Regions from separate parts of the Mus musculus genome. Here regions 2, 3, 4, 5, 6 and 7 are each linked to region 1. A link is a loop called in an ENCODE intact Hi-C map of the cell type or tissue named here. Cell type or tissue: heart. All regions are shown on one strand.

Region 1 (4,000 bases):
CCGGGAGGGGGCCGGTCCCCGACAGTGCACGGGGGCGCGGAGGGACGGGCGGCGGGTGCCGGGGCAGGAAGGATCCGCTGCAGCGCCGGCCCGCCGCAGACGTGGAAGAAGTTGAGCCTGGAAGCGCTTTTTCCCGGGGAGCTGTAGTGGTCCCCTCCAGCCCCGGTCCGTACCGCGTGGGTCTCACCGGCCACAGACCTCAGCTGCATCTCAGACCTGGGCTGCATTTTTTGTGGCCAGTGCAGAGGGGTGAGGGCTGGCGAGGAGGTGGGCGGGGAGTTGGGGAACACCACATCTGGGGTGGATGAAGGACTCAGAGAGATGGGTTTGAATGCAGTCCCTACCCCCACCCGGCCGCACTTCTCTCTCAGTCTATTCGCGGTCGCGTGCTCTCTGAACTGAGAAAAGCAAAAAGAGTTTCTTCAAGTCGGCTCAACTTTTCTGTTAATTCAGGAGGTTCGGGAGTTTGTATGGAAGTAAGGGCAAAAGACTCTCATCCTCGCACCCTACCTCACTCCTGCCCGGGCAGTTTCCTGTACTCTGTGCCATGATTGTTTTTGTGCTTGTAGATTACAGCTGGTGACCTATATGGAAAAGTGGAACCACTGCCGGCGAGTGTGTGTTGGAGCCACAGGGCGGCAAGGTGTGGGGGGCTAAGTCAGAGTTCCTTCGAAGGGACTTTAATTCTCTGAACACTCTTCCTGTCCAGCTCAAAGAGAGGATGGGATAAGGAATAATTTATCTTGCTCTTTCTGATGCTCTTCTAATCATTTTTTTTAAAAACTCCCTTTCAAATTAAGAGATAGAGAACACGCATGCGATGGTTAAATATTTTAAAGACAGGGAAGATGAACATCTCTCTCTGCAATCAGGCTAATAGGGCTAGCCTGTGTTGGAACATCTGATTCTGATGAAATATTTGAAAGGTTTAAAGCAATACCAGACGATGTCATTAAAAAAAAATAGAGTGACCTGCAGTAGGTCATACAGAGCAGTGTGGCCTGTGGTCTGTGACAGCATTTTATAGCGGGAGGTGGAGCACTGTAAGCTTAAAGAGAAGAGGGTGGGAAAGGGGGCTGCTCATTTGTCTTGAACCAGTCTAGTTAGGAAGAGTGATTACACTGCAAATGAACATTTGTGAATATAATTTGAGTCATGATACATGAACCAGCCATTTGTCTGAAGGAAAAAAAGGATCTTTGTAGATGAGAGCAAAGCAGTGCCTTATGGGGGAAAAATAAGCATACCGTTTATCCATGTGCGCAACTCAGAATTGACAGCACCTGCTAACAACAGAGGCATGGGCTTAGAGATTTGGCTGCAAGCAAGGTTGAACAAGGCAGGGAGAAAAGTCTACAGCAGGAGATAGTTACAAAAGAATGGATAGAAAACTTCAGGTGTGTGTGTGTACACACACACTGCAAAAAAAAAAAAAAGTCTTCATTTTCTATATATCTTTACTGCAAAGAATTGCCAACACAGGAGGATTAAAATGTAGGAGAGTCCTGGGGCTGGAGAGATGACTCAGTGGTTAAGAGCACTTGCTGAGGTCCCATGACCCAAATCAGACAGCTCCCAACTGGATCAGTGCCTCTGGCTTCCACAGGCGTTTGCACTGTGGACATACCCAGGTGCAAGCACACAACTAGACATAATTAAAAATAAATCTTAAAAAGCTTTTCAGGAGACTCAGATTTAGTCTGTTGGGTCCCCATTGTGTGAAGCCTATGTGAATGTTAGCAAGCTCCGTTCTAGCTCTCCGCTGCGGTCTCTGTGTCTACCTAGTGGGGGCTGGAACTGTGGCTCTGGTGTTATGAGCTCTTGTTGCTCTCTCATGAGGACTGGGGTTCTAAGCCCAGCATCCATCTCAGATGGCTCACAAATGCCTAGGACTCCAGCTCTGAGGGATCCCATGCTCTCTTCTGGCCTTCTCAGGCACTTGTGCATGCATGTGTGCCTACACTTAGTCACACACACAAATAATAAAATTAAATCTCGGAGGTTGCTCTGCAGTCGATAGTGCTTACTACTCTTCTGGGGAGACTGGAGTTTGCCACCACCTGCCTGCAACTCAGGCTCTTTGGGATCAGATGCCCTCTTCTGGCCTCGTCTGGCACTGCACTCACATTCAGGAACTCATACACTGAACAAGTGTACACAAAATTAAAAATAAAATTAATAATAAAATATTTTTAAAAATTGAAAATGGTTGTGAGGGTTCACGTGAGCGTCTCCGGAAGGTTAACTGGTGTCTTTGTTCGGATTTGGGATGGTTCCCCCACACACGAAATGCTCAGAAAACATTAAGGATTGCCAGCACTCTTAAGTTCCCAGGGTAAAAGGGACTCAAGAGTAACTGATTCTCCCACTGAGTGTCTGAGTTGAGCCTTGCCTCTGACAGTCAACATCTAGAAGTTCCCACTCTTAAAAACCTTTTAATGGTTGATGTGATACACACTGCCCAAGAATGCTAAAGTCAATGTTAGAGTCAAAGCTCACTAGTCTTAGAAAGATACAAGTAATCTGTAAGTGCCTAATTCCAGAATTCATTCCATAAAACAAACAAACAAACAACTCCCCCAACCAAACAAATAAAAAAAATCAGCCTTAAAGTACACCTTTATTCAGGTGTATAGACACCAGAGGACAAAGTGAACAGACATCCCTAACTAAACAGTGAACAGAGGAACTGTGCCTGTGGGCTCCTCCTGTCTTCCCCCCAACCCCGTGTGTGTGTGTGTGTGTGTGTGTGTGTGTGTGTTACAGTGCCAGCTTACTCATCTGCCCACTCATTTATCCCGTCATTCAGCAGATGTCTTTAAAGATTCTCTTGTAGGACAGGCTCTGAAGTCAGTCACATTCCGATTTCAGAGTTCTGTGGCACCAGGGTAGGCAGGGGGATGAAGCAGCCAGCCAGTGCCATATAGTGCAAGCATCCTGGCAGCACGGGAGTGGGGTGAAGAGAACCTGGGAGATGACGATCTCGCTACCTGTCTATCTCCCAGGTGGGCTTTCCCTGCATAGAATCCTTGGGGACTGGGGACCCTCTCAGAGGGAGCACTTATGAGGACCCTGTTTGGAGACAGATGACAAAAGGCAGTTTTTGAGTTGAGTTCTCTTGGAATGAAAATTGAATTTTGGCCTTCCAGAGAGATGTGCAGCCTAGGATTTGGCTGCAGAGACGGGAAGAGACGTTGGATTTCTACAGAGATGCCAAAAGAGTGTGCAACACAATAGTGTCACGTGGCTACAGGCTACAACCTCCCTCCCTTGCCTGGCCAGTTAGAGCAAAGTGAGCAAAGACTTGCTTAACAAAACAAAGTTCTTGATCAGGTAACTGTACCCTGTGTTGCTCCTTCTAATTGTGGGAGTATGTCAACTCATTCATCCATCCATCCATTCATCCATCCATCCATCCATCCATCAGGTAATATCTTTGTAGTGCTGCAGGTCATTTGTGTCCTTGTGACTGAAGCTTTTGAAATTTTCTCTCCTTTCAACAAACCCAAGTGGGAATAATTAAGCCCCTGACCCTTGACCTCAGCAGCCAAGCTCATACTGATGCTATCCGGCAGACTTGATAGAATCTGTTACTTTGAACTGGAATCCGTGTCATACACAGAATGGCGTTGAGCATGTGTGGGAGAGAGGATGTATAACTAACGGAATGGATTCTGAGTCTGCACACACGTGTTTTAGATGTTGCACATGCGTGTTGTAGATGTTTGCATTTTCCTGTCTTCGGATGTTGAAGCCACACACCCTTGAAGAAGGGTTTCATTGAGGTCCTGAGTGGGGGTCCTGCTCTGAGGTTAGTAAATAACCTTATGAGAGCTCGTCTCTTTTATTCTGAGGACACAATGAGGAAATCGTGTGTATTTCTTTAGAGCACCTAGTCTATAGTATTTGTTAATAGCAGCCTGACAGTCTTACACACACACACACACACACACACACACGCGCACACGAGTGTGTGCATACTGACCTATTGACCTTCACT
Region 2 (4,000 bases), 260 kb before region 1:
CCTGCCAGCGCGTGGGATGCTCTGAAGAGGTAATCAGCATGCTCAGAGCCCCCAAGCACAGACTAAAGTAAAAGAAAGAATAGTCATGTAGCAACCCAGCCGTTTCCACAAGGCAGCTCCTGCACACAGATGCTCCCGGCTTCAGCTCTCCAGACAGTGATGCGACTCACTGGCTTCAGGAGCTGCATCTTTGTAACATCTTTCCCCAGGATTTAACCTAATTCTGTGCTAGGCTCTCAGGTGCCTAGAGCATCATGTGTAGATTGTAACATGACATTTGTTCTAAGATGGAAGTCATTCAAAGAATTCACAGGAAGTGTTCACCAACCAACTAACGTGTACTTGCTTTTAAGGGGCAGCTGAGGGAGAAAATCGACAGAGCTGCCGTGTAACAGTTGAGCTGTTGATTCTGGGGACGCTGCTAATGGCTTTACATGTGTCAGGAAGGGACATCCTTTCTCCTTTATGTGAGGGTGACTCACATAGTAGTAGCACTATAAAAAGAAAGTCATATATTCATAGCATGACTTTCTGTTAAAATTAGAACAGCAGCACTTTGAAGAACTTAAAAAAACAAAGAACCCTCTACATCTAATCTACTAGAAGCTTCCTAAGGAAAACAAAACAATAAATCCTAGTGGAAGACTTTCTTTGTGTGAGTACAAGCTGGGAAGAAATGTCTTAATTTGGTTGTCAAAGATAGAATAGTAGTTTAAAAATGTATTCCTGTTTTTCCAATTTATACTTTGATTTAGGGAGCCCTCTAAAGACATAAAAATGAGTGATATGTGGTTTCTTCCCATAGTGCGGATGTTTAGAGTTCAGATCTTAGGAGCCATGGAGCAGAACAGAAAAGGGAAAAGATCCATTAGCATCCTCAATGTACGTATGCAGAGTTAAGTCTGGGTTTTATGTGATACTATAGTGTCTAGACACGCTTTCCAAACCAGGATTCCATTTTATAGTCTTAGGATACTTGAAAGGGTCACAGTTAGGGTTGGGGTACAGTTGGCAGCTATGACTGAGCTGATCGGAATAAGAGTTTGAAATCAAGAAAATACCAAGGACATACCAGGTTCTAAGAAACAGAAATCAAAGCTGGGTAGTGGTGGTGCACGCCTTTAATCCCAGCACTTGGGAGGCAGAGGCAGGCGGATTTCTGAGTTCGAGGCCAGCCTGGTCTACAGAGTGAGTTCCAGGACAGCCAGGGCTACACAGAGAAAAACCCTGTCTCAAAAACAAAACAAAACAAAACAAAACAAAACAAAACAAAACAAAACAAAACAAACAAAACAAAACAACCAGAAATCAGTGGAGGTTAATGTGGGGCAGGACTTCAGTGTGAATCAGGAGTCAGTGAGGTGAGAAGGGGTCTCTCTCCAAGGCCAAGGACCTCATGTCCATAGATACACATACAATCCCCAGATGAAGGCTGTTTGCTTTGGCCAGTGGGGAGAAACTGGCTACAGCTTTTCTCTGGGAGGACCCCACCAACTAGTGACTGCAGGTATGGTCCTGATGGTGGTTGGAGAACCTTCTAGCCTTAGATAATCATTCTTTTCATGAGGCTACCATGCAGCACAGACTACCAGTCTCCCCTCCCTCCATCATTTAAAATTAGTACAGTGGGGCTGGAGACATGGCTGACTGATTAAGGACACTGGCTGCTCTTGCAGAAGACCTGGTTCAGTTCCCAGCGCCCACATGGTAGCTCACAACTGTTTGTAACTCCAGTTCCAGGGGAGCTGATGCCCTCTTCTGACCTCTCTGGGTACTGCATGCACATGGTGCACAGACATATATGCAGGCAAAACACTCATATATATGCTATCGTAATGCTTCTACTTGGTGAGGTTGGAGAATGGGTTGTCCATGGATGAAATTCACCTTCTGAGTGCTAAAGACTTGATTTATAGTAGTGATATAAATATACAAAATGGCTGAATGTGGTATCACACACCTTTAACCCAAGCACTGGGAAGGCAGAGGTAGGTGGATCTCTGTGAGTTCTAGGCCAGCCAGGCCACATAGAGAGACCCTGTCTCAAACAATAAAACAAAGTGGGTGTCGGAGAGCATATTAAATGTGTTTGATTGGTCCTAACCTCATGAAATGGATTGGACACAGCTCTTGGTGACCCAGAGCTACGCAATATATGGAATTGTTCACCCCACAGCAAAGTGCTCTGGACTGCTCAAATGAACTGGAAGAAAAGACAACTTTGCCGGGCTGTGGTGGCGCATGTCTTTAATCCCAGCACTCAGGAGGCAGAGGCAGGCAGATTTCTGAGTTCGAGGCCAGCCTGGTCTACAGAGTGAGTTCCAGGACAGCCAGGACTACACAGAGAAACCCTGTCTCGAAAAAACAAAACAAAACAAAAAAGACAACTTTTTGTTGTTGTCTTTCAAAGAACACTTGCATCTCTTCTTGTGAATTATGACGTTATGATCAGGTCAGCAAACAGTGTGAGGCTCTCACATATGACAGTCACCTGACTGGCCAGCTTCAACTTGATCCAGAGGGACCCCAGAGTGTCAAATGGCCAGTCTGGGTAGCGTGGAAAGTGTGTGTGTGTGTGTGTGTGTGTGTGTGTGTGTGTGTGTGTGTGTGTGTGTGTGTGGAGGAGCAGAGGCAGGGTCAGAAGTGTTGATATAGACTTTAAGAGGAGGAACTTGAAATACTTTTCATGGAAAAAGTGTACATTTAATTTTAACATTTAATTCAAAATGTCTGAACTCCAGATAAACGTAAGAGTATCTCTTAGAGCTCCCTGTCTGGACAGTCCCCACTCTTATCATATCTTTTCATTCCCCGTAACTGGTTGGCACACACTCCAGCAAAGGGTTGTGTAATTTAGAACAATTTGCAACAATAAAAAGTGAAGTGAGTTTCTTCCTTCTGTCTTTTTTCCTTCATTTATGATTTAAATACCTCACATAAATGTGCTTATTCTTGGATCAAAGCTATTGATTATTGTCTCTTTGAGGGTATTAAACATATGAGAAATTCTATACGGCATGGTGCAGGGCTATCTGCAGAGAGGCCCCTAAGGAGAAGGGCTGACCTGGAATACCACAAGTGCTGACTGTTCTAAGCTGGCATAGAGAAAAACCAGAACCTGTGGCTCACACTTCTTATTTCTAGGAATTAAATTGGCATCACATTTATTTGGTTCAATATCAAAATCTAACAAAACACTGTTTCCCCAGAAAACATGTTAAAGAAAACCCTGTACACTCTCTTTATTTTTAGCTCACTTATCTGTTGGTGCATGGCAACATTGTAACACGGAGGGTACCAGGAGGGAAGCCTGCATCAAACAGTGGCACCTGGGCATACCTAACCTTTTAAAGCCTTGGTTAACTCATTTGAAAAATGGATATAACAGGATGGTTTTGAGTGTTAAATGAGATAGAGTAGTCAGATTATTATCAGAGGGTTTTCTTTTTTTTTTTTCCATTTTTTATTAGGTATTTAGCTCATTTACATTTCCAATGCTATACCAAAAGTCCCCCATATCCACCCACCCCCACTCCCCTGCCCACCCACTCCCCCTTTTTGGCCCTGGTGTTCCCCTGTACTGGGGCATATAAAGTTTGCAAGTCCAATGGGCCTCTCTTTGCAGTGATGGCCGACTAGGCCATCTTTTGATATATATGCAGCTAGAGTCAAGAGCTCCGGGGTACTGGTTAGTTCATAATGTTGTTCCACCTATAGGGTTGCAGATCCCTTTAGCTCCTTGGCTACTTTCTCTAGCTCCTCCATTGGGAGCCCTATGATCCATCCATTAGCTGACTGTGAGCATCCACTTCTGTGTTTGCTAGGCCCCGGCATAGTCTCACAAGAGACAGCTACATCTGGGTCCTTTCAATAAAATCTTGCTAGTGTATGCAATGGTGTCAGCGTTTGGATGCTGATTATGGGGTGGATCCCTGGATATGGCAGTCTCTACATGGTCCATCCTTTCATCTCAGCTCCAAACTTTGTCTCTGTAACTCCT
Region 3 (4,000 bases), 120 kb before region 1:
CGTGTGCTGTAAGGGAGCCCTGAGATTGTCCAGTTACTATAGCTAAGTGAAAGCCAAGGGCCAGCCACTCGCACAGCTCTTTCTACTGTGAGCCAAAGCCACATTCTCTAGAGGCAGTTTCATCACTAGAGAGGTGATAATTAAGCTCAGTCTATCTGGCTCTGGCTCTGGCTCTTTTTTTTTTTAAGATTTATTAATTGTGTTTATATGAGTATATGAATACACTGTCACTGTCTTCAGACACACCAGAAGAGGACATTGGATCTCATTACAGATGGTTGCGAGCCACCATGTGGTTGCTGGGAATTGAACTCAGGACCTCTGTAAAAACAGTCAGTGCTCTTAACTGCTGAGCCATCTCTCCAGCCCTGGCTCTGGCTCTTAATGGGTTCTAAACTTGAGAGGAGGATGAATATTAATAACTGCCCCCTCAGAAACTTGATCAACTGCTATAAGACCTTAAAATGATAAATTAATATAATCCATGTGTCTTAGTTAGGCTTTCCCTTGCTGTGAAGAGACACCCCAACCAAGGCAACTGTATAAAGGAAAGCATTTCGTTGAGGCTGGCTTACAGGTTCAGAGGTTCAGTCCTTTATCATGGCAGGGAGCTTGGCAGTGTGCAGTCAGGCATGGTGTAGGAGGAGCTGAGAGTTCTACATCTTGATCCAAAAGCAGCAGGAGACTGTCTTCCTGGGCAGCCAGGAAGAGGCTCCCTAATTCCACTCTGGGGAAAGCTTGGGCATTAGGAGACGTTAAAGCCCACCCCACAGTGACACACTTCCTCCAACAAGGTCACACCTCCTGATAGTGGCAAGCATTCAAATGCTTAAGTCTCCGGAGCCCAAACCCATTCAAACCACCACTACTTTATATGCTCAAACAGTTTCTATACCCATAGTTATTCTGTTGAATAGTTAAAAACACTGCTCACTAATTTTTACATTTCATGAATGGTTTAAAAAGAAATGCATCTGTAGTTTTTTTGTACTATGCTTAACCTCTCCTAGCTTGTCAGAGACTTCAAAAAATGTGCATTTTATAATTTTATATACTATCTGCAAAGGTACAACCATTCGCAGAAAATGTATTTCACTTACACATTTAAGAGGAAAAAGAACACACATATTCTTGCACACTCATGCACACACACACACGTGCGTGCTCATGCACACACACCCATACCACACACTCATGCTTGTGCACACAACCGCTGCCCAGCTCCGTTCCTGTAGTAGACACTGCTATGCACATGGCTCTGCATGTTGGCGGGAGGCAATGATTTTAAGGATGGATTAGCCTTCTAATCTCCTTGGGATTTCCTTTATATTTGTGGTGGTTTATGACTGACATCTAATGTAACTATACTTTGTGTTTGTATTTAATAAAAGATTCGTTTCTGTGGCAGGACACACATTTGTACTCTGGTGTTGAACAAAGGCTACTGTTCTGCAAGAAGGGTATAAAATGTTGATTTATAATGACACAGGCCAATAACAGCAATCTAATTCTTCCAAACTATTTCTTCCCAGGTCCTGGCAAGAACATGACTCCAGCAAAGGACGATTCTTTTCCGTTAGAACATTCTGCCTTTAACACGTCTATCCATGCTGGGATCAGATACAAAAATTGGAAACTCCTCACGGGCCACCCAGGTAGAATGCTTCGCTCCCTTCCTGTGGCCACCAGAGTAGGGCAGTGTCCTCAGCCTGTCCTCTGGGCCTTCATTCCCTGGACTGTGTCCATAGAAAGGGAAGTCCTTATCACTGGCTACACCCTCCTCCTCCTCCTTGCCTAGCCGGCTCCTCAAGGCTCCCTGCCAACCCCTCAGTTTGCTCAGACATCTGAAATGTCAACTAGTCCTTCAGATCTTTTACAGTCCCTGCAGATCTTAAGGAAGCAGCTATCTGCTTGTGGTTTCATGGCCTTCTTTTAAGCCTCTGTCTGGTCCATATTACACAACTTCTGTTGTCTGCCTAAGTAGACTTCCCACCAAACAGAACAGTGAGAGAACGCTCACCAAAATGAGAGCTGACTCACTTTTTTTTTGTAATATATCTCTGAAGCTGCAGGGTGGGGGAGTGGCTTCCGCTGCTCATTCTGACCGTCCTCCGAGTTGATATTTGTTGTTGTTGATGATGATGATGATGTCATCTGTAGTGGGGTTAAGAGGAGAAAATCCCACTTGGGTGCTTCATAAACATATATGGATTTTTAGACATGTGTGACTGTCAAACATAGCACACCCAGCCAGCTGTAGATCTTCACCAATTCTCTGGCTGGGGAGAGTCTGCTTCCCCTCCCCCTTCCTTAGAAAGGGACAGCTTCACTGTTTTGTAAATATGGGATATTTCCACAGGCTCTGATGCAGTGTAGCAATGCTTAGTTCGTGAGTGTTCTTGGTGTTTACAATGACAGTTCATTGTTTGGGACTGTCCCATGCATTGCGAGAGATCTTAGAATTACTGTGCTGTTGCTTGATAGCAGGAGTACCCTCATTGCCCCAGCCATCGTGACAACTAACACCCCCATCCTGCTTCCACCCCACATATAGTTTTTAATGTCCCTTGTAACGCTATAGGATCCGTATCATCATGGCATGGAAATCGTATTCTGAACTCGACATCAGAAGGCACAGGTTTTTTGTTTGTTTCTTGATGTACGACCATACCCACAAAGCCAAGGAAGCCTTGTACCCAGATTCCTGAAATTAGAACCCACCAACAGTGCCCCCCACACACACACACACTAAAGTTTAATTTCTTTACCAGGCTGTGGTTACTGGTTCCCGCCTCCGTCTCAGTCCAACGTCTCTGAGATACCTCCAGTGGACCCACCAACCAAGACTCTCTGGCTTTTTGATATCAATCAGGACCCTGAAGAAAGACACGACGTGTCCCGAGAGCACCCCCACATCGTCCAGAACCTTCTTTCCCGCCTGCAGTACTACCATGAACATTCTGTGCCTTCTCACTTCCCACCCTTGGACCCCCGCTGCGATCCCAAGAGCACTGGTGTGTGGAGCCCCTGGATGTAGGGCTCTGGGGAGTAAGGGGGGCTGGAGCCCATTTCTGGGCAGGCTAGACCTCAGGCCCCTACTCCCCTGGCTTCTCTTCTTTATCATCCCCCACCCTGTCACCTGGCCCTCATGCTACATAACCCACCAAAGGAGTCCAATTTCAACCCACAGTACATTCTAAAAGCCAGTAAAATCTGGAAGGATCTTGCTGTTGGCTGGAGTTAGTGTCTGGGGCCAGGGTGGCCGGGTTCATCCTGCTTCCTAAACTACAGACGCTGGGAACTTGACATAGGAAGTTATCCCTGAGTCCTGGAGGCCAGGACAGCTGGCTCTTTTTGCTTCACAAGTCAGCTGTTAGAACTCCCTCTGCTAATAACCAGCTTTATTGGCAAGACACATTTCTTGTAACAAAGGCAGGGAGCAGATGTTGCTAGTGGTTCTGTTGGCTGTGAGTGCTCCCTGTCTGTGAGCTCTTACTCGGGCTTTCCGCACCCATGACCCTAACCCTAACCCTAACCCTAACCCTAACCCTAACCCTAACCCTAACCCTAGCCCTAGCCCTAGCCCTAGCCCTAGCCCTAACCCATCCGCTCACTCATCTTCCTGTGGAGCGCACAGCCCATTGCAGTAAGCCAGCATGGAGACATGCCTGTGCCGTGGTTTTGGTTTCCATGATAACTAAATGTGTTTTTATCTCCACCCCCACCCCCACCCACTATTGCTCATTCTGTCTAGACTTCTGCTACCCAGCTTGTGTGGCTCTGTTCCTGTCATGCCTTTGGACTTCACTGTCCTGTGCCTGAGGTCTCTCTCCCCTCTGCTTCACCCATTCTGAGCTTTAGGATAGTCCTAAGCCCTGCCCAGAGGAGGTGGACTGGTCATTCTGTGTCCATGCTAATGGGAGTTGTGGGTCTGTGGCATCTGCTAAGGAGGATTATTCACAGTTGCATGGAATCTGTCAAGATTGTGGCTATATCTCCC
Region 4 (4,000 bases), 270 kb before region 1:
CCAAGCACTTAGCCCTAAAGCTGAGGTCAAGATGCAAAGAAGTCAGCCAGGAGAGCATGTGTGTCCCTCTCCACCCGTGGCATTGCAGCACCACTGGCCAGCCGTGACATTATTTCTAGCTGAGTCTAAATAAGTCTTCAGTGTCCTTGAATGGCTGTTAGAAATCAGCCTTCACTGATTAACATCTTCGAAGATCTAGAGGAATGGCCTGTGCCTTGGGAACTTTTTTCATGCAGGATGAATTGATATCTGTCCTCTGATAGACTGTGGATATTTAGAATCTTTATTAAAATCCAAGTTGCATGCTTAGCAGCCTAGGTGGTTGGACAGGGGGGCAAGAGCTCACTCAGTACAGTAGTTGCAGCAGTGACCTTGATTTGATCCCTAGAACCTGAGTAAAAAAAGCTGGGTATCATCTAAGCTTTGAGTCCAGGCTCCAGGCTCAAGGACAGTGGAGGTGGGGGCATCCCTGGGGCTCACTGTCCAGGCAGCTTAGCCTAAATGCCAAACCAGGAGAGAACATGTCTCCAAAAACAATGGGAATAGCTCCTGGCAATGATGTCAGGGTTGTCCTTTGACCAATGCACATGTGCACACACACACACACACACACACACACACTAAAAACTTTACATAAAGGGCAGAAGTCATATTCTTGTATGAGAATTAAGGTTCACCCTGGACCTGGATAGACAAATACCCACATTTGTTATTTGTCTATACTGGTTTGGCCAAGTATTTGAGTTCTAGCTCTACAGTTCTTCTATTTTTAATATCATTTAATATTTATGGTTCCTATAACCAAACATATCCTGTGCCTATATCTTCCCCAGTGATAGTTTATATTAATGGAAAGGAGTGTGAAGTGTTCTCTCCAAATTCTAATACTAAGTAGATGTTAAAAACCCAAACTACTGGCTTGATCACTCTAATCACCAAGGTAAGGTTGAGGTAGTTATTTGTGTGTGTGTGTGTGTGTGTGTGTGTGCGCGCGCGCGCGCGTGCGTGCGCGTGCGTGTGCGTGAGAGAGAGAGAGAGAGAGAGAGGGGGAGGGAGAGAGAGAGAACACAAACGTGTAGAGGTCTGAGTCAGGACAGCTTTCAGGAGTCCGTTCTCTTCTTCCTCTGTGTGGATCGCAGGGATCAGACTAAGGTTGTTAGGTTTGGTGGCAAGCACCTTTCCTCATTGAGCCATCTCACCAGCCCTGAAATTATTTTTTTTGTGAATACAATTTTTTCTATTCCATATTAAGTAGTAAATATGTTGGATTTATTTCCTATAAATATAGATAAAATCACACAATAAGTTATGTTGATGTCATATACTAATTATATTCAGGACCTTGAACTTATTTGATCATGAAAAATAGTTAATCTAAAATCAATTGAATTATTACATAAGCTGTATAAGACTCTTTAATTGTCACTGTATACAAAATTCATGAGAAAGGAAAGAGCTAGGCCCATTTTTCATCATTTTAAGACTAAAAGGGAATATATTTAAGAATATAGCTAAGAGCTCATCAAAGTTTATTTCTTTTTAATAGCTTTATTAGGGTATAATTCATATACTATACAGTTTACCCAATTAACGTATTTAATTTAGCGATTTTTAAACAATGTGAGAGATTGTGCCATTATCACCACAATTCAGTTGTAGGAAACCACACACACACACACACACACACACACACACACACATGTATGTCACAAAAAGAAACCAAATCCCATGAGCAGTCATCACGGGCCTCCAGGCAACCAGAGCCCTGGGCCATCCGTCACTAACCACTTTCTGCCCTCTGTTGATTGGCCTTTTCTGAGCAAGTCTGTCAATTTAATCATAATATGCAGCCCAGCTTATTTTCACATTTTCAAAACACGATCACTTGCAGAACAACGATTAGTTGGGGCGTTTCTGTTTCTCCTGTGCTTTCCTCTTTGTTATGGGATCTGGGCTCTAGAAACAGGGGAGTTGACAGGCCACTGGGCTCAGTAAGCACTGCATCTCTGAGCAGCGGGGCAAGGTTCACAGTCTAGACAGAATGCTGCTCTTTGATCTCTGGGGCTGCTCAGCTGGGATAGAGAGCTTGTATTAGGAAAGGTTTATATTTTTCCACCAGTGGGTGTCAGCATTTGACTAAATATAACTCCGGCAAAGGCCCCGTCCATAAATAACCACAGAAATCCATCTCCCAACCTCAGTAGCAACAAATGACACGATCTGAACCCTGTTTTTAGTATTTTACAAGTAAAACCTTGTAACACATTAGTGGTGCGTTATCTTTTTTCTTAGGCAATTTTAAAGAATTAGCATCTGGTTGCTTCCTGAACTTAAACTCTGATTTCTAAAAACCTTTTCCCACAGATCAACCATGTATAAAGAGTTGACAAGCGAGAACAGATGCTCTAAAAGACTCAAGTGAGGAAGGGCCTTGGATTTCCATGTAGTGCCATTTCAGTGGTGTCTCTAACAAATATAGAGATGTTAAGAAGAGAACCCTGATTAGCCCTGTCATTTGATTAGCCTCGTCATGGGCAATCAGTTGCATTAGGCAATTAACTGCTGGAACATTCGTTTGCCTAACAAGCTTTCTGCCATGCCGACTGTTTCTTCTCCCATTCTTCTTGCAGGATACCTCCTAGGCAGTGAAGACTATTACACCCACGAGGCCTGTGCGCCGATTGAGTCTTTGAATGGTACCCGCTGTGCGCTTGACTTAAGAGATGGTGAAGAACCTGCAAAAGAGTATAACAATATTTACTCAACAAACATATTTACCAAAAGGGCTACAACCGTCATAGCTAACCACCCACCGGAGAAAGTAAGGCTTCCTCCTTTAATATTGTCAAAATCTTGTTGCTTCCAAGGGAGTGTGTGTGTGTGTGTGTGTGTGTGTGTGTGTGTGTAATATAACATTTTAGAGCATGTTCCAGTTAGCCAGAAAGGGAAGGTTGTTAGAAGTGAAGAATTTGGATCTTCCTCAGGTCTGGGAGAAAGTACTTAGGAACGCCCAAGAGATGAGTCTCACAGGAAGGGACCCTGGGCTGCAGATGGAGGAAGGCTGTCTGTCCTTCAGCATTTCAGTGGAAACCCTGCTCACTCTTATGATGCTTTATGTGTGTGCACAGTAAGTGGTTAGCAAAATCAGGCTTCAGGATTCCAGACAGGTGTCTGTGCTCGAGGCAGGGCTCCGTTGGGAAGAAGTGTTGGGAACTCAGGGGCTAGAGAAAATCCTCTCATTCTATATTTTTCTCTTCAGGATTATTTTGGTTAGTCTTAATCTTTTGTATCCCCATGCTAATTTTAGAGTAGGTTGACCAATTTTTACTAAGAAAACAGAAGTTGGCTGTTTGATTGGTTGGTATTCACTGACCAACTTAATGGAAATGACCGTCTTAGCAATACTGGGTTTTTACAATTAATATGCATGGTATATTGGTTTTTACAGACACCATAGGCGCCTATCAGGTATGTCACGTGCAGACTTAGCTGCAGGTAGGAAGAGAGAAGAGTTGTGAGAAGTCTTAAATGCAAATTGTCTGGATTCAGCACATAGGTGCTTTGGGAACAGAGCAGATTTTTGTGTTGTGAGACACTGGGCTCAAAGCGTGTCCTTATGAAGAATTGTATTAGCACACTCACAAAAATTGGCCTTCAGTGGGACATGGAAAATTTGAGAAAGTGTCCAGGTCCTTCCAGTTCTCTGCACTTTGTCTCTTTGACGATGCGTGAACCCTCAGCAGGCAGGGTTCTGGCTTGTGTATCTGTTCAGACTTAGTGACCTGCTAATGACTCTGTCTGCTACGGAATCTTCCAAGCTCTGTCTTCTATACTCTCAGTCAGTATGAGGGATTCTCCCTGGTGGCTGTTCTCAGTTTTGCCATACTTTAGGTACTTAAGAGCTGACATCGTCACCTGACATCTCTAGGTAACTATGTCTGCCATGAAACATGAAGAAAGGGGAGCATTCTCTCAAATGTTTAGAAACCTGCACATTTTA
Region 5 (4,000 bases), 84 kb after region 1:
ATTCCATCCTCAAAGAGACACACCCTCGGAGTGCTCCCCCCTCCCCCCAGTGCAGGCTGCTCAGAGCTCTAGGGAGACTTTAAAGCGCCTTACTGGATGCTCATAGGTCTCATGAAAATAGTAGGTGAGACCAGAGGACTGACCATTAAGGGGTGTGTATGCTGCTGTGAGGTGAGGGAGAAGAGGCCTGCTCTGAAGTGCCCTGGACTGTGTAAAGGAGTCGTGGTATTAGATAAAGACCAGGTCCTCTTCAGAAGAGCGGTAATATTGATGGACATGAGCTAGATCTCAAAGGGCAGTTAAGGAATTCGACAGTTAGGGGAAATGGAGCTGGAAGAGGTGCCCGTATGAGCAGAGCAGAGGATGGACCCAGCCTCCTGGAGCTTTGCTGGGTAGCAGTAAGTAGGATCTGGTATGAGCAGGACTCACACAGAATAGCATGGCCAAGAGGAGCCACGTAGGGCTCACTGGACATCCCGGCAACTAACTCAGGAATGCCCTTTGCTTGGTGATAAGACCAGGGCTTCTGTAAGTAGCAGTGGACTGGACGTATCTGACCCAGTTCCTGAGAGCCACAGCATATTTCCCACTCAGAAACGGAAGCCTCCCAAGGAGCCTCCTGGAGAAAGCAAACCCCACCCCATCCCCGAGGTGGGGTGGTAATGGGAGGCCTGTTAGAGACTGCTGCCTTCTCTCTTAAGGCTGCATCAGAGCCATCGCCGTAGAGCAGAATTCATTTCAGAAGGGACTGCAAGTAATTGGACACAAGCTTAATGACGTAGTTGTTTAAAACAATCCAAAAGTGGCCGAGTTACTTACTTTCTGCAACTTAAAGATTCTGGAGTTACATGGTGGCCCCCCTCTTTTTCCAACACAGGAATATATTTTTAAAAAGAAAAGTGCTTTAAAACACATACACACACACACACACAGAGTAGTCTGATTTTTTTCTGTGTGTGTGTGCTAGGCAGGCAGGATGTGTGAGGGACTATGGCCCTGGGTCCTGCTTTCCAAGGTTTCTTTTCTTTGTTGGGGGTCAGGGGTGCTAGGATCAAATTCAGGGCTCCAGGCACGGAAGGCAAGCCCTGCACTACTAAGCCATGTTCCTGGCCAATGAAAGGTGTTGGTTTTGTTTTTAATGGGTTTTTAGCTTAGTCATTCATGTGTTTATTTCCTATTTCCCCTTCCCTGTGTCACTGGATCATCCACTCGTGGACAGCTTGGGACCCGTTTTCGTAACTTTATCAGGGACCAGGTCTTTCAAACCTCACTGTAAGAGTATCTTAAGGGACTCCCACTCCTCCAAGAGCTTTGTCCCTAGAGTGGCAAGGAGCCTCAGAAAGAGTGGACAGGCCACAGCAGAGTACACAAGGCATGGCTTCTCAAATGCGACTTTCATTGGAAATGGGAGGCCATGGAGGCTCCATTGGGCCCTGGCCCTAGCTCTGGTTCGGTAATCAAGGAATACTTGGAAAATGCTACCTCCCCCATACACCCCCCAGTTCCCAACCCCCACTCCTCCCACCGCCACACACCAGACGCTCTTCCTCAGGCTTCCCACCACTCCCACCCAGAGACCCTAATGATTGCTCGTTTTCAAGGCAGGTCCTGGGAAATGGCACACATGAGATTGAAGTGAAGTGGAGATGCAGGGGTGGCTGAGAGGCAAGATTGCAGACTCAGGGTGATTTATCAAGCAGGTCATTAAGGGACAGGCTCCCAGCTTCCTCTAAGTGGGAGGCAAAGAGTCTTCTGTCCCTTTGTTCTTCCTGCCAAGATTGGTGCTGTTTTCCTTCATGGGGACCTCGGGCTCTACCCAGACGCGTCCCTGACACGTCCCTCGATAGCTCTGTCTGCCACTGCTAGAGGTCAGCATTGCTCCTTCCTTACCAAGGCTGCAGGCGCATCGCAGGCAGCGGGAGCTTTCTTGTTGCCAAGGGCTAAGGGTGCAGAGTAAAAGGGTGGAGTCTGCCTGGCAGGCATCATGGGGGTCAGCCCTGCAGAACCCCTTTAATAAGGCCCTGTCCAGCCCACAGAGGAAGAGCTTGTTTGGGGTGTAGCTTACTTTTAAATGCTGTGATTAGAGACCATGACCAAAGTAACTTACAAAAGAAATCATTTAAATGAGGGCTTGCTCACAGTTTCAGAGGGTGAATTCATGACCATTATGGCAGGAGAGGGGCGGCAGGCAGGCAGGCAGGCAGGCAGGCAGGCAGGGCACTGGAGCAGTAGCTGAGAGCTTCCACATTGGCACAACCCTGAAAGCGGGGTTGGGGGCATGAGCCTGTGTGCTAACCAGGAATAGTTTTGAAACTTCAAAGTGACAGTAGTGAGTGAATGCTTAAAGAGATGCCACAGATAAAAACACTCCCAGAGACCTCCCGGCTCAGAGATGCCAGACACGACATAGTTCTGAACGGCTCCTGCTGCTGACCACCAGGCCCTCGGCAGTTTGAGAGGGACAACTGAGTCCAGAGCTGTGACTGATATTTTGGAACTGAGAGGAGGAGCTTGGTCGGAAGCTGTCGACTGAGGGAAGACGCATCATGTTTCTTCTGTCCGTTTTGCAGTGTTGGCAGATAAAATTCTGCAGCCTCAGGATCACCAGTTAGAGCCTTTTTAAGGAAACAAACAAGACAGTGACCCAGTTCAGTCCCTCTTCATTTATAACACTGTGCATGAACCAAACAGTACCAGAGGTGACTGGAAGCTTTCCATACCATGGCTTAGTTAACGTAAAAACATGCCTCCTTAGCACACAGGCAGTGTGGGTCATGCTTGTCAGTTGCTTAGCATTTGCTGGTATAAAATGAATGCAAAATGGGGAAGGGAGGGGAAAGAAGGAAAGAGAGTGTTGGGGGGGGTTCATCTGTGCATTTTGAAGACCACCTGTCTTAATCAGCTTTGAGCCACTCAGCTTTTCTGGAGAGTCACACAGCCTGTGTGACATACTAGGAGATCATTCACTACTGAGCTGTGTGGTCCCGACCGAGTGCCCTGTGAGATCAGAGAAAGGGGAGGTTTGCGTGGGCTGACACAGAATGAAAAGTACTTACTAACTTTGAAGAGAGACAGACGAAAACTTAAAAAAAAAAAAATAATAACAACAGTGATGTGTTTGGCCGGTTCTTACAGAAGCTTGGTGAGTGAGGTGAGGCGGGGGAGGGTGGGGGAGAACCCGGAGCAGGGATGTGACAGCTGTGTGGTTTTACGCCTTACTCCAGCCTCCATCTCAGGTGCTGATGCTCACGGCCTGGCCCTCGCCCACCACAGGCTAAAGTACCTTATTATCTGACCCAGTGTTGACCATATGGCAGGCCTTTTCCAGAGAGGTTGAGGGTGGTAGTCAGAGGAGATAGAAAAGTGGCTCAGATAACGAATATATTCCGAGTGCCAACTGTGTTAATGAGTACCTCACCGTCACTGCTCACTGTCACTGAGGCATTCTGCATACTCGCCATGTGTCAAGCCCTTACCTTCTATTTCCTACCATACGGCAATGAAGAAATAGTAACTGCTTCAGGGGCCTCTCTCTCTCTCTCTCTCTCTCTCTCTCTTGAAAAAGATTGATTTATTATTATAAATAAGTACACTGTAGCTGTCTTCAGACACACCAGAAGAGGGCATCAGATCTCATTATGGGTGGTTGTGAGCCACCATGTGGTTGCTGGGATTTGAACTCAGGACCTTTGGAAGAGCCCTTAGTGCTTTTACCCACTGAGCCCTTTCCCCAGCGGCATCTCTCTTTTGTTGTTGTTACTATAAAAATGTGCTCTAGGACGGTGATGTAGCTCGGTGGTCAGGTACTTACCTAACATATTTCAAGGCTCTGGATTCAATCCCTAGCATTGAAAAGAAAGAAACAAACAAACAAACAAATGAAGAAAATAAGATAGATAAATCAAATGAACAAATAAACAAAGTTTCTAGTCTGCATAAAGATAAAAATGTTTCCATAGCTCTGAAGGCTGGCAAGTTCATGCTAGGTGGCAGCATGGAT
Region 6 (4,000 bases), 69 kb before region 1:
AGGTTTCTAACTTATTATTAAAGCCAGCATTAGAAAGAGTGTGGTGGCACATGCCTTTAAGCCCAGCACTGAAGAAGCAGAGGTAGAGGGGCAGAGGGGCAGAGGGGCAGAGGGGCAGAGGGGCAGAGGGGCAGAGGCACAGAGGCAGAGGGAGAGAGGCAGAGGCAGAGAGACAGAGAGGCAGAAGCAGGTGGATCTCTGAGTTCATAGCCAGCCTGTCAGGTCTATGAGCAAGTTCTAGGCAGCAAGGGCTACATGAAGAAACCCTGTTTCAAAAATAAATGAATAATAAATAAATAAATAAATAAATAAATACCAAAAAAGCAAACAAAAGAAAGAGAAAGAAAAGAATGAATGAAACTCCACATTTCAGATTTTTTAAATGTTTTTTTTTCCGAAAAATGATAGATTCAACTATTTTGATGGAGTGGCATGTGTGTACATGTATATGTGTTTATGTGTACATGTGTGTGCATGGGGGGATGACTGTACTTATGTGGTGAGTGTGTGTGTGCCTGCCTGTGAGTGTGCGTGAGTGTGTGTGAGTGTGTGTGTGTGTGTGTCACTGCTGGGCATCCAACCCAGGCCTTCACGCACGCTAGACAAGTGCTCTACTCCTGAGCCACTTCCAATCTCCTCTTGCTTCACATGGGACTAAGGCAGAAATTGTGTCAGATTTTTTTCCAAGCCAATAAAGTAAGAAACCTAGGTGAGATTTCCAGCTAAGCCAGCTTGAGAAAATAAGGTGTTTCCTATCGCCTGTGTCACCTTCCAGCCCTGTCTAGTGTCCCTGGTCCTTTTCCTGCAGTGTCAGTTGTTGGTTGGGCCCTGGGAAATCCCCTACTAATAATAGCTCCTTTGCCCTTCCTGAATGGAGATAGCACTTGCTGGGGAAGATGAATGTCTGCTTTTGTTATTTACAAGTGTGCACGCGCACATCTGCTCACCAGTGCACACACATATGCACACCTCCTTGAGTTTTCACAGCCATTCTTTTCTCTTCCCTCCGCTCCCCCCCCCCCCCAATAACAACTTGGTGCAGCTCTTTAGAAGTCTGGTCATCTGAACAGATCACTCAGGTTAGAGGCTGAGTCCTACGGACAGGCAACCCCGTTAATGCAGAGCCCCTCTGGGGACGTTTCCTCTTCTGGTTCTGTGTGCTTTACCGCAGGCTTGTTAAGCTGTTTCTGCTGAAGGGTGGGCCTCAGAGCTTTTAGGGTCCTGTGTACCCAGAGAGCGGTACCAACCCGGTGCTCATGGAGAAGCTAAGTGTGGGGCTGAGAGAAACTGCTCACCTGCCCTGGCTCTGTGAGAAGACACCCAGTCATGCCTGGAGACAGATGTGGCCCTGCCTATAGCATGCACCGCACTCACAGCCCCAGCAGAGCCACTGTGACTCTGAAGGCACCCTTGTGCCAGCAAGAGGAAAGACAAGCCTGGTATGCGTGGGACAACCAGATAGATTTGGTTTTGATAGGAAGCTTGATTGTCCAGGATCTCCTCTAAGTTGTAGATCTAGGGAGGGCGTCATGATCTCATTGTGCCAGAGACTGATACCAATCTCAGGTCTCCAAAGGCCAGGAAAGTTCTAGTCCTGGGCAGCTTCCCAGCTCTGGCCCTTGTCACATGGTCCCCCTGTAGAGCCAGCCCTGGAATCTGTGCTGTTCAGCAGCCAGGAGCGACTCCAATCGAAGGACCTCCTGCCCCAGCCGGAAGTGATGTGCAGGAGTGAGCCTGAATTCCTCACTTCATGGGTGTGTAATCAAAGAGCCCTGGAGGGCCCAGAACAGACATGCAGGTACTCTGACACAGGACAGGGCCCAGGGGTGGGGAGTTTCTAGTTCACAAAGAACCAGATGGGGCCTGCTCATGTGACCAGAAGGAGTAAGCCTAAGTAAGAAAAGAATGCATTTCTCATCACAAGGAAAGGAGGAAGCCCTGGGGTTCAAACCAGCGCAGAAACGGAAACCACCACCCCCACCAGCAGCAGCAGCACCTACCACACCTACCACTACCATCTGTCCCAGGAAGAGGCCAATCCCTCCCTCCCTCCCTCCCTGAGTATTCACTGTCAGACTAGGTTCCCCCTCCTCTTTATACACCTCTCGGCATTATGGGGCTCCACGCCAGCCACCCATTTTCCATACAGCCAGTTCTTAGGTGACAGGTCTTGCTGCAGCCCAAAAGCTCATACCCTGGCCCTGTCAATGCTTGACTTTTGTGACTTCCTACCCCAATTCCACCTCAGAATGCCTTTCTGACCCCTGTAAGGCTTTACATACCCTTCACTCATCCCATAGGTGTAAGGCAGCCATTGTCACCCTTGCTTTACAAAGGAGGAAACCGAGGCACAGGCAGGAGACAGGCTAGTGATTGGCAGCCTCCAAGGTCAACACTGAGTCCACACTAGTACAACTGTCAGGAGGTGGAGCCAGCCAGGGCAGGAACTCTGCACAGTCTTCCTTTGAAGCAGGTTTCCCCCTCTCAGCAGGGCAGCAAGTATTGCGGATCTTACAGAAATGTTTACTGATCTGAGACTCCAGGCCCTTCCTCTCTGACAGTGGGAAGGAAGATGAGGAAGGAGCTTATGGAAGCAGGAGGCCCAGCAGGCTGCTCTCCCTGGACTGATCCTATAGAGCGCTCTGTGCTGCTCTAGAGTTAGCTTGGAAAAGGTATCTCAGTTGGGAACATGTTTACCCTGAAAGCAGGATGACCTGAGTTCAATTCCCAGAACTCCCTAAGAATTCGAGGCACAGCTGGGCCATGGTGGTGCACGCCTTTAATCCCAGCACTCGGGAGGCAGAGGCAGGCGAATTTCTGAGTTCGAGGCCAGCCTGGTCTACAGAGTGAGTTTCAGGACAGTCAGGGCTACACAGAGAAACCCTGTCTCGATTAAACCAAAAAAAAAAAAAAAAAAAAAAAAATTCGAGGCACGCGGTGCATGTGTGTAATTCCAGCTCAGGGAGGCAGAGACAGGAGGATCCCAGGGCCTAACCTAACCTAATTGGTGAGCCCCAGGTGATTGAGAAACTGCAAATTAACACTGTGCATGATGACAGAACAATCGTAGACTCACCTTTCACAGCTACTGAAGTATCAGGTATTGGAAGCCACTCCTGAGAGGTGCTTGCGATGCTTTGAACCTGACATGCCCCTTGCAAGCATGCATTTGAATGCTTGGTTCCTGGCTCTTGGCACTGTTTGGGAAGGCTCGAGGGAACTTTAACACACTTGGGGTGTGCCTTTGAAGGTCTTACTTGCACCCCACTTTCTGTCTTTCTCTGTTCCTGTCTACCATGAAGTGGAATTCCCCCCAACACCTCCACTCTCCCTCTCTCCTGCTGCCAAGATGGTCTGTCTAAGCCGGGCGTGGTGGCGCACGCCTTTAATCCCAGCACTCCGGAGGCAGAGGCGGGCAGATTTCTCAGTTCGAGGCCAGCCTGGTCTACAAAGTGAGTTCCAGGACAGCCAGGGCTATACAGAGAAACCCTGTCTCAGAAAAAAAAAAAAAAAAAGATGGCCTGTCTAAGCAAATGGACCCAGAGACCATGAGCTGAACCCTCCAAAACTGTGAGCCAAAATGAATCCTTCCTCCTTTAAGGTGCATGTCTCAGGTATTTGGTCACTGTGGTACAATAGTCACTAATACAGAGCTTGACACAAGGGGTTGAGCTCACACGTATGCAAGCTTATATCAGCCCATATGTATGATTTCCATGTTCTTTGTTCTTGTCAATATGCCCTGTTTTGTTTTGTTTTGTTTTTGTTTTTTAGTTCTAACTGGCAGTGTGCTGAAGCAAAGAGAATACCTGGCTCCTTACATAAGCCTTCCTTTCATTAGGTCACTCTCATCCTCACATCTCTGTCTCACAGTTTGCCTCTCTTGTCACATGAATTCCACACTATATATAACCACAGAACCACAGGCCATTGGCTTGTGGGTCAGTAGCTGGACCGGGCAGCTGAGTCAGCTGGCTGCAAGCTGGATGACTGGGCTCAG
Region 7 (4,000 bases), 220 kb before region 1:
GATCCTCCTGCCTCCATGTCTCAAGAACTCAGATTACAGGCTTGTTCCGTCAAGCCTAGCTGGACATTACACATGTTTAAAATATGCATTTTAGTTATGTGTATATGTGTATCCTAGTTAGGATTCTTATTGCTGCGGTAAAGCACAATGTCCAAAAGCAAATTGACTTCCACATCACTGTTCATCATCAAAGGAAGTCCGGACAGGAACTCGAACAGCGCAAGAACTTGGGGCAGGAGCTTATACAGAGGACGCGGAAGGGTGTTGCTTACTGGCTTGCTTCTCATGGCTTGCTCAATCCGCTTTCTTATAGACCCCAGGACTCCCAGCCAGGAGATGGCACCACCCACAATGCACTGCCTCTCCCTACCCTCATCAGTCACTGAGAAAAGCCTTACAGTTGGATCTTAGGGAGGCATTTTCAAAATTGAGGTTCCCTCCCTTCAGATGACTCTGGCTTGTGTAAGTTGATATAAGGGAGCCAGCACAGTGTATGTCTTTGTGTTTGTGTTTCTGTACATGAGTCCAGTGTCTGCGGTGCAGGAAAAAGATGGCGACTCCCCTAGAGTTAGGATTACAGACTGTTGTGAGCTGCCCAGTGTGCAGAGAATTGAGTGTGGATCCTGCAGAAGAGCATCACGTGCTCTTACACGCTGAGTCATCTCTCCAGCCCTGGATGTTATAGTTTTTTTTTTTAAAGAAATATTTTCCAGCCTATTCTTTTGCTTGCCAGAAGTTTTCACATTGTTTTCTGTGTTTCAAAAGCTTCTTTCTACAGTGAACATTTAGGCTTAGCTTGTATTGCCATGGAGTTATGAGTACCTGTTAGTTCAGGGATGTACTGTGATGTACAGACATGAGCTAAAATGGAGAGATGGTCACTGATAAAACCCTTGTTTCTTTTCTTCTTCCGAGCTGGTTTATTTTCTATTAAACCTCCCAGATGCTGTTTTGTTACTTTAGAATAGGAAATCTATATTATCTTTTTAAAAATCCCTCTTAAACAAGTGGGGTTTTCCCAAAAATTTCTCTAGCCAGAGGGAACTCTTCATTAAACAGAGCACTTTCTGGAAGGAGAGCGTATGAGCTTATGTCAGGAATTAAGTGATGGAGAAGGGGAAAATGTCGCCTGGCCTTAGGTGCAGAAACTGACCCAGAAGCCTTGGCCAAGTGGCGAGAGTTGACAGAGAGCCAATCGTGGTGCTTCTGACCCGTGCCTTGGCAGGAACCTCTCTGCTACCTTTAGACTTCAGAGCATCTCTAACTGGTTGGATCTTTGTCAAGAGCTTGGTCCGAGGTGGTTTCTTTTCTTTTCTTTTTATTTCTTTTCTCTTGATTTAATATAAAGCACTCACAAATTCTTTCAAGAACAACACACAGCTTTGTTTAGCTCCCTCAAGCCCTTTCACCTCTGTCAAGTTGCACCAGGAAATTTAAGGTCTAGCCAGAGGCCCCCAAAGAGTTAAAAAAAAAAAAAACCAAAACCCTCAACCATCCTGCAGAGTAGGAGAAATTGATGTCAAAAACAGATGTGCTGCTGTGGGCCTTGCTGAATTCATAAGTCAGGATAAAGCCAGTATGTATGCATGCATCTTAAAAAAAAAAATCTTGGCCAGAATTATAGAGAAATGGAAGGTCTCCTCTGCGATTCCTCTTCAGGCCTTGCTGGCCAGGAGCCCTGGTGAAGGGCTCCCGGGAGACAGGTGGCCCTGACAACTCCTAACCATTAAGTCAGAACGCCCTCTAATCCCTTGTTTTCCTTGTTGGTGTTCTGCAGGGCCGAGCTCCCTGCACAGAGCCTGCCCGTTTTCATTGGCTTTGGGGATTGTTATTGGAGTGGCTGACAGCTGTCTGCCAGGCTGTCTGAAACTGCCTTCCTGTGCTCTCCACACTGCTCCACTTCACAGCGCTATTGTTCCTGTCCAGCCTTTTCTTAAAATCTTTCCCAGCTGTATCCTGATATGGCAAACCACCTAAATTAGCTCCAGATTGTTCTGTTTATTTTATGTTAGATAAGTGATAGACTATAGTCCCAGCAGCGGGCCAAATGGAGGGTGGAAATGGGGGCAGGGTGTTGGAGGGGGTCAGAAGACGCTCGATTTTTTACTGCACAGGGAGAGTTCCAGACAAAACTCTGAAATGGCGCATGCGTGACAGAGCCACTAGTCCTGCCATTCATACGTGACCCAGAGTGGTTGGCAAGCATAAACTTTGGATCTGAACAGCAGAAAAGAGAAATCAGAACCCCAACACAAAGCCTTACTAGACAGAAGCAAAAATATCTATCCTGGGGAAAACACATAGGATCTGTCAGGTTGGTTTCTATGCCAGCTACCACACTTGACTTTCCTGTCAACAGAGACCCCTCTCACTTGCCAGTGAAAGGCTCTGTGGGTTCAAACCTGTCCCCAGTCCTTTAATCTCCCTGTATGCTCGGCATTTGAAAACATTTGCTTCCTGTGCCTGAATTTAAAGCTAGAAACCCACAGCAATTGACTCGCCATCATAACTGCTTTCCATACAGCTGCAAGTGAAAATTCACAATAGATTTGGCCTCTTCTGCTCCTCTTGGCCATCTGTGCAACTGCTTAACTGTGGCCTCTCCCCTGTGGGGCCAACTTCTAGCAGGGCCTCTCCACAGAGACCTTCCAAATGCTTAACAAAAAAGTGTTTTTTAACTATAACTAGATTCTCTCCCAGGATGAAGACTTCATATCTGTAGGGTTAAACCCAGATATAATATAACTAGATTCTCTCCTAGGATGAAGACTTTATGATCTGTTGGGCAAACCCAGATACAATATAAGAAATGAACGTCCAAAGCTTGACTCAGCTGAAGCAACGCTAGCAGCCACTGAGTGCTTGTCTCTGGTAACTCAAGACTCCCTAGTGAAGATAGCCATGACTCACTTCAGAGCTGGGCCACTCCTCCCCATGCTGAGCCAAAGTCCTTGAAACCCTTTCTGCCATGTGCAAAGACAGGGAGGAGAGCAGGGTCAGGAGTAATAAAAAAAAAAAAATGCCCCTAGGAACTGCCTCTCACTTTCCTTTTAGGAAAATAATCTCACTGTATAATTTTTTTAAATGACAAAACCAACTGGAGAAAAATAATTACCTTGTCAAGGTCTCTTGGCCCCAGTGGATATGCCTTTGGTCTCTATGAAGGTCCAGTATGGAGCTGCCTGGCCTGCATGTTACCCCAGCTCTCAGCGCTGGATCTTTCTATGTAGCCTTGTTGGCTTTTGATTGTGTACAGCCATGCATTTGTCCCTGGGCCAGGCTTCTCCTAGTTGTGTTCATGGAAAGGAGACTGAACCTGTCTCCCCTTGCCACAACACTAACAGCCTAGGAGGCCTTTAATCAGGGCCTAGCAAACCAATTTTTTTTCTTTAATTCTTACCTTATACCATGCACCTCATTACACTTTTGTTTTCATTCATTCCTAGACTTTAAAAACAGAGGCAAACAGCTCATGTGCCCTTGGCCTGTTCTCATTCAAACCATGGTACAGCTATCTCCAGCTAGCTAAGATGGAGTAAACAAGTCAAGGCTTCCTCACTGTGGCAGATAAAAATGAGAAGCAGAAAGCAGACTGTCTGAGACTTCATAGGGCAAATGGTAAATGAGTGGACTCTGGGTTTTATTAATTCTTGTGACGGGGTAAGCTCTGTGTGTTTGTTTTCTCTCCTCTGTCTTTCAGGTCTGACACATGAAACATGAAGTAGGCACTGATAGTATTCTTTTGAAGAAATCCCTACTTCTAATAGTGAGTGAAGAAATCAATAATCTGAAAAACATGAGGAACTCACCTCACATTTCTCTTCTCCAGTATTCTCTGCTCTGTGTTCTATGCCCTGTGCTCTGTGTTCTGTGTTCTCTGTTCTGTGCTCTGCACTCTGTGTTCTGTGCTGTGTACTGTGTGCTCTGTTTGCTCTGTGTTCTGTGCTCTGTGTTCTGTGTTCTGTGCTGTGTGCTCTGTGTTCTGTGCTTTGTGCTCTGT

Evidence for each region. A loop is a pair of places that touch in the nucleus more often than their neighbours do. Peaks named below come from ENCODE experiments on the same cell type or tissue, not always from the same donor. Only the 100,000 strongest peaks of a DNase experiment are listed, where the experiment ranks them.
Region 2: a loop joins it to region 1, with 2.5 times the contacts of the local background. A loop is called at or near these places in 19 of 42 quality-filtered maps.
Region 3: a loop joins it to region 1, with 1.9 times the contacts of the local background. A loop is called at or near these places in 3 of 42 quality-filtered maps.
Region 4: it touches region 1 in a loop (2.9-fold over the local background); 18 of 42 quality-filtered maps call a loop at or near these places.
Region 5: it touches region 1 in a loop (2.1-fold over the local background); 8 of 42 quality-filtered maps call a loop at or near these places.
Region 6: a loop joins it to region 1, with 2.5 times the contacts of the local background. A loop is called at or near these places in 4 of 42 quality-filtered maps.
Region 7: a loop joins it to region 1, with 2.4 times the contacts of the local background. A loop is called at or near these places in 6 of 42 quality-filtered maps.

The regions. Positions count from the first base shown.
Region 1 is chr13:94,057,927-94,061,926 of GRCm38, forward strand. All of the region lies in intron 1 of Lhfpl2 (lipoma HMGIC fusion partner-like 2), which reads left to right. Among named protein-coding and RNA genes, the nearest start is that of Lhfpl2, 2.1 kb to the left of the region's middle. In heart, a CTCF peak has its summit at 2,108 (motif pointing left); a DNase peak (open chromatin) is centred at 25; H3K4me3 peaks cover 1,376 bases; H3K27ac peaks cover 1,023 bases.
Region 2 is chr13:93,796,741-93,800,740 of GRCm38, forward strand. All of the region lies in intron 3 of Arsb (arylsulfatase B), which reads left to right. Among named protein-coding and RNA genes, the nearest start is that of Mir5624, 8.0 kb to the left of the region's middle. In heart, a CTCF peak has its summit at 1,745 (motif pointing left); no DNase peak of the experiment used is centred here.
Region 3 is chr13:93,937,695-93,941,694 of GRCm38, forward strand. It overlaps Arsb (arylsulfatase B), which reads left to right. Exons shown (of 8, transcript NM_009712.3): 7 at 1,533-1,655; 8 at 2,772-4,000. The coding sequence ends at 3,037. Among named protein-coding and RNA genes, the nearest start is that of Lhfpl2, 120 kb to the right of the region's middle. In heart, a CTCF peak has its summit at 1,668; DNase peaks (open chromatin) are centred at 1,817 and 3,367; H3K27ac peaks cover 958 bases.
Region 4 is chr13:93,791,398-93,795,397 of GRCm38, forward strand. Arsb (arylsulfatase B) reads left to right here. Exons shown (of 8, transcript NM_009712.3): 3 at 2,631-2,821. Among named protein-coding and RNA genes, the nearest start is that of Mir5624, 2.6 kb to the left of the region's middle. In heart, a CTCF peak has its summit at 2,118; no DNase peak of the experiment used is centred here.
Region 5 is chr13:94,141,621-94,145,620 of GRCm38, forward strand. The region is part of intron 2 of Lhfpl2 (lipoma HMGIC fusion partner-like 2); the gene reads left to right. Among named protein-coding and RNA genes, the nearest start is that of Lhfpl2, 86 kb to the left of the region's middle. In heart, a CTCF peak has its summit at 1,885; a DNase peak (open chromatin) is centred at 1,891; H3K4me3 peaks cover 537 bases; H3K27ac peaks cover 1,807 bases.
Region 6 is chr13:93,988,570-93,992,569 of GRCm38, forward strand. No RefSeq gene overlaps it. Among named protein-coding and RNA genes, the nearest start is that of Lhfpl2, 67 kb to the right of the region's middle. In heart, no CTCF peak of the experiment used is centred here; DNase peaks (open chromatin) are centred at 822 and 1,682; H3K27ac peaks cover 2,617 bases.
Region 7 is chr13:93,837,436-93,841,435 of GRCm38, forward strand. All of the region lies in intron 4 of Arsb (arylsulfatase B), which reads left to right. Among named protein-coding and RNA genes, the nearest start is that of Mir5624, 49 kb to the left of the region's middle. In heart, no CTCF peak of the experiment used is centred here; DNase peaks (open chromatin) are centred at 1,946 and 2,916; H3K4me3 peaks cover 332 bases; H3K27ac peaks cover 2,960 bases.